Linked DNA regions of Homo sapiens: all the other regions are linked to region 1. The links are chromatin contacts, found by Hi-C or POLR2A ChIA-PET in ENCODE. All regions are on one chromosome and are shown on one strand. The core of a region is the stretch at or near the end of the contact, and the rest is flanking DNA. Distances in the headings are between cores, read along the strand shown. Region 1 holds the start of PEA15 (proliferation and apoptosis adaptor protein 15). Region 2 has its middle 19 kb from the start of SLAMF1. Region 3 overlaps CD84 (CD84 molecule).

Region 1 (3,984 bases), core at 903-3,402:
TTAGCCTTCAGCCCTTGGTCTAGAAAGAGCCAGACCCAAGATGGGGCATCAGGAGATAGCTGGCACTGGATCAGGCAGAGCAGAGGAGGGCCGGCTGATGGCGAGGAGGGGAATGGGGCCTAGGACTCTCCCCAGCCCATCTCTGTTTCCACTCTTCTGGTGTGGCACTCCCTGCTTCTATTTCTGTCTCTCTCCATCTCTCTCACTCTTTGTCATGCATTTCCTTTCTACTTCATCTTTCAGTCTCTCTTTTCCTCCTTTCTATAGGCTTTCACCCCTTCTAGCATTTCCTACTCACCTATCCAACTTAGTGGTAGCCATGAATACTTAGGACTCCTGAGATCTGTGCTTCACTGTCCCCATCTGAATATTCGGAGCTGCAATTAGGAAGGGGTGAGCATCCCTGCTACAAAAGACAGAGTAAGTTTGGTCGGAGTGGCTTGGAGATTCAGTGGTTGGCTGCCTACCAGCTGGTGAAGATATCCATCATGACATTGTGCGTGAGGATCTGTGTGAGAGAGTGAGGCGCTCTGTGATTCTGTGACCCTCTTCATGCATGATAATACATCCACACATGATGGGCACGGAATTGAGGAAGTAGGCAACCAGGGAAGCCTGCAGCCTAGGGCATCACTGGCAATTTCCCCAATGGAGTATTTAACCACAAAGGGAAGAGCAATTAAAGCTAATCGCTCTGACAGCCTGGGGCCCAGACACACGTACCACTTTCCCTAACTCCCAGTGGTCTCCCCCAACCTTCATCCTCCCTAATTTGTTTAGTGCACTCTCAAACACTGTTTGCACTTCTCTGACCATCTCTTTCTCTCACTTCCTCCCTCTCCCTGGTTCCCTGACTATCTCTAGACCTCTCTGGAGATGTCTGTCTGCTTCTCACACACATTCCTCTCATTCTCTCTCTGACTTGGGTTCCATTCTTGGCTGACTCATACCCATTCTTTTTCCTCTCCGTTTCTTCCACCCCCTCCTCCTCCATCCCTTGGCCACTCTTACCCAGAAACTAGCCACTCCCAGCACGCTAAGCCCTAACTGGACCCAGGAAGAGAAGCCACCAGAAGCCCCTACCCTCATTAGTCCGCAAAATCCTGTCTCCTTGTGTTAGAGGAATGAGACCAAGATTTTCTCCCATCTTTCCCCACAGTTTTAAAGAGGAACAATCTGAAACCATGGGGCTGGGAAAAGCTGCCAGAAAATCAGGATGGATTTGGGGACAGTGGCCCTTTCTGTCCACTCAGCTGTCCTGTCGGACTGATGACTTGGAGCCCGCAGTTCAGAAGACTCCTCATGGGATGCCCCACCCCACAGAGTGGGGGTGTGGTGGGCGGCCGGATGCGTAGTCCAGGGACGTTTGTGATTTGGAGTGTGCTAGACTATGTGTATAAGTCACATGGGTGTGTGTCACTGTGTGTGCTGGCGTGCCTTATAGGTGTGCGTGTTTCCCTGTCAGTTTTGACACGGATTATATGAAATTAATAAGGGTTTTTACGTTAGATATACATCACTTCTCTACACCCCCAGCTCCTCCTTCCCTCTGGACAAGCTTTCCGCCAAGCCCACCTCTTCCCCAGGTGCAGTGAGCTGGGGGTGAGGGCACATGGTACCAGCCGCCCGCGGAACCGAGACAGGGCTGGGCCGGGAGACCGCCAGCGGAGGCGAGTCCGAAGCCTGAGCGGGGAGGGAGGGGCGGGCGCTGGCCTGGCCGAGCCGGCTGGGCGGGAAGCAGGCTGCATCCTAATCCACAGGCCCCGGTCCGACTCCCAAACTGCCGTTCAGCGTGGAACGGGCTGGCCGGAGCCACGCCGCCTCCAGCACACGCTCGGCGCTCGGGACGCACCGACCGAGGGACGGACCCCGTGAGGCCTGACACAAAGTGGACTCGTCCGGGGTCCCCACACTCCCCGTCTGGCCCCCGGTGTCCCAGATCGTTGCCCCTCCAAGCCTAGACCCCGAAATCTGCCCCTTCCCCGCGACATGTCTCCTCTCCGCCCCTCTCACCGCCTCTGGAGCTGAGCGCTCAGGGCGCGGGCACTCCTGAGTCCCCGGTTCCTAAGCAGCGTCCGGAACCTCCTCCTCGGCTCCCGCCGCCGCCGCCGCCGCTTCTGCCGCCGCCGCCGCCTCTTCCGCCCGCGGAGCCGGAGCCCGAGCCCAGCGCCGCTCACTCCACCCGGCTGGCCGGTGATGTCAGAGCCGGGGAGGGGCGGGGGGCGGGGAATGGCGGGAGGAGGGGGAGGGATGGAGAGGCAGGAGGGGGCGGGGGACCGAGGGGCTGGGGTTCTGGAAGACTCCTAGGATGGGGGACAGAATTGGGCGGAGGGCTGGAGCGGAGACGGTCTCTTCCCCCTGAACTGCGAAACAATTCTCATATTTAATTCTTACCCAGTAGGGCACCCTCCTCCCCTTTTGACCTTTGGATGACCACGGTGCCTAGGACCCCTGGGAGGCACAGAGTAGGTTTGGTTTAGGGGGTTGGAAAGCCTTTGGGGGCTGGATTCTCTTAGCTGCTGGCTTTAATATTTGTAAAAACTTCTTGCCTTGCCTTAAGGGTCAGGGGCGCAGTGGAAAATGACTGATCAGACTTATCCACATTGGGAGTGAGGGGTTGGGGCCACATGGGGACTTGAGGAGCCCTGGATCTTCTCTTTCCAGGATGATGCCTTCAGGCCCTCTTGCGTGCCTCTCACCTTTCCCAAACATGCCCCACTCCTGCCTTCCCCCTACCATGATGTAATTTTATTTTCTGGGGAGAAAAAGAGCAGCAGTGAGCTCAGCATGCAAATATAGACAACTTGCAAAGCCACACTTAGCTCCATCTCCTAGCTCTGCCCCTCTGCCCAGGCCCAATGTGGCAGCTCTCACTTCCCCTCTACCCCAGGGACTTTCCTCCCCCAGATTCTCAGCCAGACTGAAAAGAGGAAAGGAAGAATTGGAGAAGCATCTGTTTTCACCCCCATCTCTATAGCCTAAGGGGTCTTGCCTCAGCTCTGGGCAGGGTTTGGCCCTGGAAAGAAGTCTGACCCTGGGTAGGTCCTTCCTGCCAGGAACTCCAGCAGGCCCAGGTTGGGGGATTCCCCTCAGTGTTTGTGCCACTTCCAGGATCACCCATCTCATCTCAGTTCCTACCTGGCAGAGACTCCTCCAGAAACCTCAAACGAGCCCCTCCTTTCTTGGGTCTACACCATTCCTAGAAGAGGCCCAAGTTCCTGCTGCTCTGGGTTTCATAGCATTTCTCTGCTGTTTCCTCTCCCCAGCATTCCCTGTCACACACTAATCATTTGCCTTTGTATATATCATGTTTGCTCTGTGTTGTAGGGACAAAAACTATTTCGTTGACCCATCTTTGAGACTCATGTAGTTTCTAAGTGAAAGGCTCAGGTCTGGAGGCAACAAGACACAGGGGCCTTGGGCTGCGTGCTAGTTCCACCCATTCCTTGGGCAAGTTATGCCTGAAAGCCTTAGTGTCCTCACCGGTCAGATCAGGGTGCCAATGTCTATTTCTGAGGGTTCTTCTGAGATTCAGAAATAGTAAGTCTCTAGGGACTGGCACAGATGGGTGCTTAAAAAATAGGAGCTATTATTTAGACCGGGGCCTTCCACTGACCTATGCTAGACAGTAAGCTCCACAATATTATTGTAAGACTAGCTTAGTGCCCATACTACTTATTAAACATTTATTAAATAGCTACAAGTTGGAATGAATACATAGTTTCTGCTTTCTACACCCCTGCCACATTCTCTAGGAACACTTCCTGGACTTGTCTGTGGAGAGTGAAAATATATCTAATCTCAGGTCTCATCTTTCCGTACTTAGAAATCCTCTAAGTCTCTCAGCAACAACTTTACACCTGATCCATGAAAAATATAATGTTGGCTTGGCGTGGTGGCTCACGCCTGTAATCCCAGCACTTTGGGAGGCTGAGGCAGGTGGATCACCTGAGGTCAGGAGTTCAAGACTAGCCTGACCAACAT
Region 2 (3,984 bases), core at 1,079-3,578, 460 kb before region 1:
TATTGACTTTAAAGGAATAAAAATGATTACAAGGGGGATAGTATGAACAATTGTATGGAAATAAATTAGACGAAATGGAAAAATTTCAAGAATCACACAGACTACCAAAACTGACTAGAGAAGACAGATGCGATAGATCAGATAGATAAAGGGAGGGTTCTTGCTTGCAATAGAATGCCAAATATGGAGTGAGGTGCTAAAGTGAAGAAAGTTATTATTTTGTAACTATCACAATTAAGACAGGCTCAGGCAAAAATTATCAATGGATGCTAAATCTCAGAGGAAATTTTGATGAGGAGTAAGATGTCTGCATGGCCTTCCACTGTATGCCAACACATAGTTATTAGTTAAAATCAAAAAAGATAACTATACAATAGAGAAATCTGGCAATCTGTTGGCAATATATTGGCCAGGTGATTAAAATTAACATTATCGATGAGAAGACATCAAGGGTCTCTAGATGTGATACCTTGAGGGTACAATGTCACTTGTGTAGTACCTAGTCTGGGAATGCATAATGTGAATCTAATCATAAGGAAATACCAAAAAACCCCAAGTGAGGAATTTGCTATTAAAAAAGAGAGGCTGTAATCCCAGGACTTTGGGAGGCTGAGGCAGGCGGATCATGAGGTCAGGAGTTTGAGACCAGCCTGACCAACATGGTGAAACCCCATCTCTACTAAAAATACAAATACAAAAAAATTAGCTGGGTGTGGTGGTGCATGCCAGCTACTCAGGAGGCTGAGGCAGAAGAATCGTTTGAACCCGGGAGGTGGAGATTGCAGTGAGCCGAGATTGTACCACTGCACTCCAGCCTGGGTGACAGAGCAAGACTCCACCTCAAGAAAAAAAAAAAAAAAGGGAAAGGGTGGGAAGACTGCATTCTTCAAATATATCCATGTCATAAAGGAGAAGATATAGCTGTGGAAATGTTACAGTTGAAGGGTACTAAAGAGATACAACAACTAAATGCAATACCTAATACTGGACTGGATCCTGACCTGGAGGGAAAATTATGGTTACAAAGGGTCAACCGACAAAATTGAAATGCAAACAGTAGGTTAGACAAGAATATTGTTATCAATGTAAAATTTACTTAAGTGATAACTATATTGTAGTTGTGTCAGAAATTATCCTAATTCTTTACACTGATGTATTTAAGATAAAGAGCCATGCCATATGCAACCTACCCTATAATAGTTCAAATAGAGACAGAAAGAGAGAGAGAGAGAGAACTAGCTAATATTAAAGCAAAATGGGCAAAACATTACAGAGAGGTATTCACAGTCACAGCCAACTTGTAGACCCCTCCCTGCAGGATATTTATAAGCGTGTTCTTTGTACTATTATTAATAATAATTTTTTCTTGCAGCTCTTTTGACATTATTTTCAAATAAAAAGTTAACTACACAGATTAATGAAAGGTCTGCAATACTTATTTCCCCTTGATGGTCCTTCAAGATGCTGAGGGTCTGTTCTGCATTTACCACATCCTCTTCTTTCCTTGTATAGGCCTCTCCTTTTATAGACCTGTGAGTTCTCAGAGTACATTATCATTTTCAACCTTGAATTCCCATTGAAACCCTTGAATTCCCATTGAATCATCTGCCAAAGACGACAGTTTATTTTTCTGTTGATCCAATCAAGAAAAGGAGAAAGCTTCCATGAATAATAAACAGATGGGGACTACAAGTTCCTGTGACTCTGCCGGGCTCTGCCCAATGTGTCTCTCCATTCTGGCTCCCAGGCTACAGGAGCACAGCCTCTGTCAGTCTTGCTATCTCTGGCAGAGGACAGCAACACAGAGCAGAAGGACCTCTTTAAAGCCTAGGTTTAATAATGACAACATTTTCATGCTTAAATCCTTCAAGGATAGGCTCGTTGGAGAGCCTACAGGGTTCTACTGATCCTTATGTGGCTTGGTTTCTGTGATTTTCTCCTGTCCAATTTCTAGTTTGGCCCCTCCTTTGCACTGAATGCTGCAACCTTCCTGAACTGCTAGCAGTTCCCCGAATTTACTCAATGCCTTTGCTCAAGCTTTTACACTTCCTGGAATCCCCTCCCACTCCTCGTTGACCTAACAAACTCCCACTCATTTGTTAAGACTCAAACCAATTGTTGCCTCTCCAAAGTCCAAGAACCACTTCTTAGGAATAGGACTCTCTCCCTGGTCCATAATCACCGTTTCCCACCCTCTTTGTGATAGGAATGATTACTACAAAGAAGACTTAGAAATCGTCAGCAGGGAAGCCCATAAAATTTGCATTTCCTAATTTTCTGTAATCTTGGTGGAGGACAGGAAGGAAGTGGCCAGGCCAAGGCCGTCTGGCAAGTTACCAGCAGGGCTGAGGCTGGAAGTCAAATACACATTCTCCTTTCTTTGTTGATACTACTGGGTACTCCCTGGGGCTTGACCCATTGCCCTTCTTATGTTCGAAAATGTCTTCTGGACTCTGTCAAACCCTAGACAACTCAATTTTGCAGGACCTTCTAGGGGGGCAATGTTGGAGGGCTTGTTGGCTCCTAGAGAGAGCACTGGAATGAGCATGTTTGGTTGGTCTTCAAGCTTATACCTAGTACCCAGAACCACATTTCAAGCTTCTGGGAGGTTGTGTGGTATAGGGGAAGGAGCATGACCTTTGGAGCCAGACAGCCTTGAGTTTGAGTTCCAGAACCGTCATTTACCAGCTTCTGAACCTCAGGAAAAGTAAACTTTCTAAACCTCGGTTTCCGTATGTGGATGATTTTTAAAATCAGGATTAAATGAGATAACCTCAATAAATCATTCCACATAAAGTCTGCCATACAGTAAGTGCTCAATAAGTATTAGTTGCCTTCCTCTGTCCCAAACTTCTCCTTCCTCTCTTCTGGGCTGGCAACTCTAATTTTAATGAATTAAGACAAGATCTCTTAGCTTAAGTTTCCCCAAGTGTAAAATAAGAGGGAAATGGTTGTATAACTCATATGACCCAGATCACGGCTTCTTTCTATTTTGCTTTTATCAATCTTCTCAATCAGGTCTGTGTACTGAGCACAAAGGCTGCCCATGGGTGTGACATGAACAACGGAGGTTTTGCTCTCAGAGGAAGTGGAGAGGGGTTGGGAGGTACCTGGGGAAATGCAAATTTCATGGCTAAGTAGGACTTCCCTAGGTCTGCTGACTTCCAAGATGCTTCTGAGGCATAATTCCAGTGATGATGTGAAGGTGTGGGGCCAGTTCTACCCCCACCAAAAAAGGCCACAATCAGTATATTCATTCCACAAACATTTTTAGCACTTGCTGTATGCCAGGCATTGTTAGATTGGGGAACCATGAAGGTAAATAGAGCATAATGAAACTCAATCAGGATATGGGTGGATTGACCTAAACCCAAGAGATTTGGTTTCTGGTTACGGCTTTTCAAAAACTAGCCATATGGTAAGTCCCTTAGAAGTTTTAGTCTCTAAGTATTAGCTTTCTTGGGGTGAAATGAAGGAGTTGAAAATATGACTTCTATATTTGTTTGCTTTCCTTCAGATTATACTTCTCCTCTCAAAGTCAGCTCTGTGTTTTCAAATAGCCCCTGGAAATCTCCATATGCATGAACCGTAAACATTTAAACTGACCATATCCCAAGCCAACAAATAATCTTATACCCCTTGCTCTCAATTTTGCCCCTAAGTTATCTCCACCTCTTATACTTCCTTTCTTAGAGAATGGCATTGCCATCTACTGGGAAACTGAACTGGAAGTGTAAAGGCCATAGTATATAGGCCACTCTCCTTCACAGCCCACATTCAATAAGTCACCAAACCCTGAAAAATCCACCTATGAGATAACTCTCCAATGGATCTCCTTCTCTCCCACCTCATTGCTACTTCTCCAGTTAAGACCCATCATTTCTTCAAATCTGTTCCTAGCCTGTAGGTCTACCTAAATTTCTCTCACACTAAGGCCAAAGTAATCTTTTCTTTTCTTTCTTTTTTTTTTTTTTTTTTTTTTTT
Region 3 (3,984 bases), core at 545-3,044, 340 kb before region 1:
CCCAGTAAATGTGGGACCAGGGAAGGATGGTGGGTAGAGGCAGAATTAGGAAAGGGGACTTGTAGATGGGCCTGGGCTCCCTCACTGAGGGGAAGATGTGTGTTTTACAGGTGCTTCCCTCCAAGGAAGAGCCAGTGAACACAGTTTATTCCGAAGTGCAGTTTGCTGATAAGGTAACCCCTTTCTGGCTTTTTATCCTTGCTTTCCTAACTCTTCCAGCCATTCTGGTGCACCCGGTCCATCCAACCAGGGGCTAGCTGGTTCCCCTGGGACTCCTTGTAGTTCTCAGGACCCACTGCCTAGGTTTTTGGTCTATATGTACTTCCACCCATGCACAAAGCCCCACTCCCTAGGTCAATGGCCATCCACGAGTTATCTTACTTGGGATGCTGATCCCACCCTTCAAATGCAGAAGTCCCTATGCCTCTGAACTACGGTATGGGAACTCCATCCCGTATAATACCTGGGGTCACTGCTAGCTCACAGTGTGAAAATGAGAAAACAGGTGCTTCCCTCTGAGCAAACACAGGCCCATGCCAGATGCCCAGATGGGTGCAATGGAGCAGAAGCTGAATTTCAGTTCATTTGCTCCCTCAGCTGCTCTTTTACCACACGCAGCCTGCACAACCATTTGTAGTGCCAAGTGCCTTGTGCCTTATGCCTGTGCCTTATGTCCTTCTCTGTCATATGCAAAGCCCTCTGACAGGACTTTAAATTTTGGGGATCTAAGGAGGGATTGTCACTATCTGAAGGTCCTCACTGCTGCTACAATCAGGACAGCTTTAGGGTTGCTTAAAGAATCATGTTTTCTAAGTATTCCTGTTTAATAGCTGAGTTACCAAGCAGGAAGCTAAACTGAGTACGAATTGAGAGTGATCCTATAAGGCAATAGGGAGGACATCTATGAGCTCGACAAGCAGGGCAGTGCTACTTCCTTTTAAGGAGGACTTGAAGCACAGGGCAGTTTGCTTGAAAAGATAAGCCAAATGGACTGGACAACCAGATAGAGGGACATTTACTTTCTTAGTGATCAGGAGAGGGAAGGAGGGAAAGAAAAAGAAGGGGAGGAATGAGGAAAGAAGAGGAGAAGAAAAGGAGGACAGGCAAGAAGTGAGGGTCAGGGTGCCCAGCATATTTGTGCCAGGATCTCAAGGAGAGTTGGAGGAACAAGAGTAACTTAACTTAGAAGGAGATAAAATTCGAGGGATTAATCATGGAATCCTGGATTGTGACATCTCAAGATAAATCCTTAAAGACAAGTTAGATAACAATTATTGGGTCAGTATTTAATTGAAAACCTAAGACTCCTCAAACCAATGGGAAGATTGTTTGCAGCCCTCTAAATGCCTAGAGCACAGGAGATGCTGGCAGTGAGTCCCCACTATGTATAGGTGAAAGTGGAGTTATTGGGATACAAAAAAACTAGGGGTCAACTAGGAACAAGGAATGCAGGTAGCTTGAACCTGAATGTTGCCTCAAGTCTATAATCAAAATCCATTCCAAATATGCCCCCGCCCCCATTCCCTCCCATTGCTCTTTTCTGGGCTAAGAAGTTAATTGCTCAGGGCCTCCCAAATGGGGGGTAGCTGGAGCAGACATGAGGGACTCAGCAAAGAACAAGGCCCTGCTACCCCAGATTTCCCCAGCATGAGGCAAATCTAAGGCATTCCCCCGTGCCATTTGCTTAACTCCTCTGGGAACTTGCAGGACTGGAGTTCCCCAGCAGCACCTCTCAGTTAACATTTTCTCACGCTTCTCTCCTGCACAGATGGGGAAAGCCAGCACACAGGACAGTAAACCTCCTGGGACTTCAAGCTATGAAATTGTGATCTAGGCTGCTGGGCTGAATTCTCCCTCTGGAAACTGAGTTACAACCACCAATACTGGCAGGTTCCCTGGATCCAGATCTTCTCTGCCCAACTCTTACTGGGAGATTGCAAACTGCCACATCTCAGCCTGTAAGCAAAGCAGGAAACCTTCTGCTGGGCATAGCTTGTGCCTAAATGGACAAATGGATGCATACCCTTCCTGAAATGACTCCCTTCTGAATGAATGACAAAGCAGGTTACCTAGTATAGTTTTCCCAAACTTCTTCCCATCATAGCACATGTAGAAAATAATATTTTTATGGCACACTGGGATAAACAAGCAAGATTGCTCACTTCTGGAAGCTGCATATGACTAGAGGCCTCTTGTGACTGGAGGTAACAACCCTGCCCAGTAACTGTGGGAGAAGGGGATCAATATTTTGCACACCTGTAATAGGCCATGGCACACCAGCCAAGATGCTCTGCTCACAGTCAGTATGTGTGAAGATCCCTGGTGCGTGGCCTTCACCACGCATCTTGAGCAAATTAGGAAAATGTACCCTTCGCTTGAGGCAGATGCAGCCCTTCCCCCGAGTGCATGGCTTGGAGAGCAGAATGTGGGCTGCATATAAGCACACTCATCCCTTTGTCTGGGAATCTTTGTGCAGGGCATAACAGGCTTAGTAAGTCCAAACACAGATGACAGTGCTGTGTGGGTCTCTGTCAGAGTTGTGGCTCTCAGCCATGTAGACACACTCTCCAAATGGAGTGTTGGAAAATGTTCTTTCTGCAGGGTCTAGAGACTGCTGGGACACTTTTCTTGGAGTGCTACTTCAGAAGCCTTATAGGATTTTCTTTCTGGCCAAGATTTCCTTCTGTATCACTCCAAGCAGCCTCAGCAGAAGAAGCAGCCATGCCCAGTATTCCCACTCTCCAAAAGGAACTGACCAGCTTATATTTCTCACACTTCTGGGGAACTGGGTATAATCCAACCATCAAAATAGAAGACCTTGCAAGAAGCAGAGTCATTCTCCAGAAGGAACTTGGGAGATGATGGTGCAGATGATGAAACTGGGTTCATCCCAGTTCCAAAGACTCAGAGAACTAGAGTTTAAGCTGAGGCAGAGTGCCGCCACCCTGGCATGCCCCACAAACAGATCACCAGCCAGCTTACACAGGCATTAACTCTCCTCAATGAGGAAGAATCATTCACAACTGAGCAAGACATTCATATGATCATTTAAGGAAGTGTTTCCCTTATGTGTTAGCAAGTATAATCGGCTAACTCCTAAATCCCAATGAATAGTCCTAGGCTGGACAGCAATGGGCTGCAATTAGGCAGATAAAGACATCAGTCCCAGTAAATGAATCCATAGACTCATCTAGCACCAACTACCATTAGCACTATGTTAGGAGCTGCAAGGCCCCAAAGTAGAAGATGTGCATAATGTCTGCTCTTGTGTAGCTCAGGAGACAATTCCAGCACAGACACTACAGTTAACGCTGAACTGCAGCTGCAAGTAATAGCATGAACAGTCAGAAAAATACCTTATGAGGGGGCAGGGCTGAAGCTGGGCCTTGAAGGATGGATGAAATTTGGATAGAGAATGAGGAAGACAGAGGGCCTCCAAGTGAGAGAAGCATGAAAAATGAGCAGGGGCCTGGATCAGTGGGGTGTATTCAGAGCACCTCTCCAGATGCACCATGCATGCTCACAGTCCCTTGCCTATGTGTGGCAGAGTGTCCCAGCCAGATGTGTGCCCTCACCCCATGTCCATTTACATGTCCTTCAATGCCCACCTCAAAAGGTACCTCTTCTGTAAAGCTTTCCCTGGTATCAGGAATCAAAATTAATCAGGGATCTTTTCACACTGCTGTTTTTTCCTCTTTGGTCCTTCTATCACTAAAACTCATCTCATTCAGCCTTACAGCATAACTAATTATTTGTTTTCCTCACTACATTGTACATGTGGGAATTACAGATAAACGGAAGCCGGCTGGGGTGGTGGCTCACGCCTGTAATCCCAACACTTTGGGAGGCCAAGGCAGGCGGATCACCTGAGGTCAGGAGTTCGAGATTAGTCTGGCCAACATGGTGAAACCCCATCTCTACTAAAAATACGAAATTAGCCAGGTGTGGTGGCACACATCTGTAGTCCCAGCTACTCTGGAGGCT

What was found. A loop is a pair of places that touch in the nucleus more often than their neighbours do. ChIA-PET counts read pairs that join two places held with the same protein, here RNA polymerase II (POLR2A). Pooled maps may share reads with other maps.
Region 2: a loop to region 1 is called in a pooled map, with 2.9 times the contacts of the local background. The contact joins the enhancer-like site here to the promoter of PEA15 in region 1. A Hi-C loop is called at or near these places in 4 of 50 pooled maps.
Region 3: a pooled map shows a loop between it and region 1 (2.8-fold over the local background). The contact joins the enhancer-like site here to the promoter of PEA15 in region 1. A Hi-C loop is called at or near these places in 4 of 50 pooled maps. POLR2A ChIA-PET finds 5 or more read pairs at or near these places in 2 of 52 experiments (GM12878 and activated T-cell).

Annotation. Positions count from the first base shown.
Region 1 is chr1:160,203,552-160,207,535 of GRCh38, reverse strand. It overlaps PEA15 (proliferation and apoptosis adaptor protein 15), which reads right to left and starts at 2,152. Exons shown (of 4, transcript NM_003768.5): 1 at 2,014-2,152. It overlaps PEA15-AS1 (PEA15 antisense RNA 1), which reads left to right. Exons shown (of 5, transcript NR_123725.1): 3 at 1,160-2,198; 4 at 2,402-2,465. RefSeq lists a silencer at 2,037-2,296 and enhancers at 2,447-2,496, 2,847-2,946.
Region 2 is chr1:160,664,020-160,668,003 of GRCh38, reverse strand. No RefSeq gene overlaps it. Among named protein-coding and RNA genes, the nearest start is that of SLAMF1, 19 kb to the right of the region's middle. RefSeq lists enhancers at 1,949-2,510, 2,524-2,583. Within about 2 kb of position 2,328, at least 19 of the 41 ENCODE cell types and tissues checked have a DNase peak (open chromatin) inside an H3K27ac peak, as active enhancers do.
Region 3 is chr1:160,546,106-160,550,089 of GRCh38, reverse strand. CD84 (CD84 molecule) reads left to right here. Exons shown (of 7, transcript NM_003874.4): 6 at 111-173; 7 at 1,769-3,984. The coding sequence ends at 1,834. The region is part of intron 1 of CD84-AS1 (CD84 antisense RNA 1); the gene reads right to left. Among named protein-coding and RNA genes, the nearest start is that of CD84-AS1, 11 kb to the right of the region's middle. RefSeq lists enhancers at 213-452, 1,550-1,819 and a silencer at 603-652. Within about 2 kb of position 1,794, at least 6 of the 41 ENCODE cell types and tissues checked have a DNase peak (open chromatin) inside an H3K27ac peak, as active enhancers do; they include GM12878, where a contact is called at or near this core.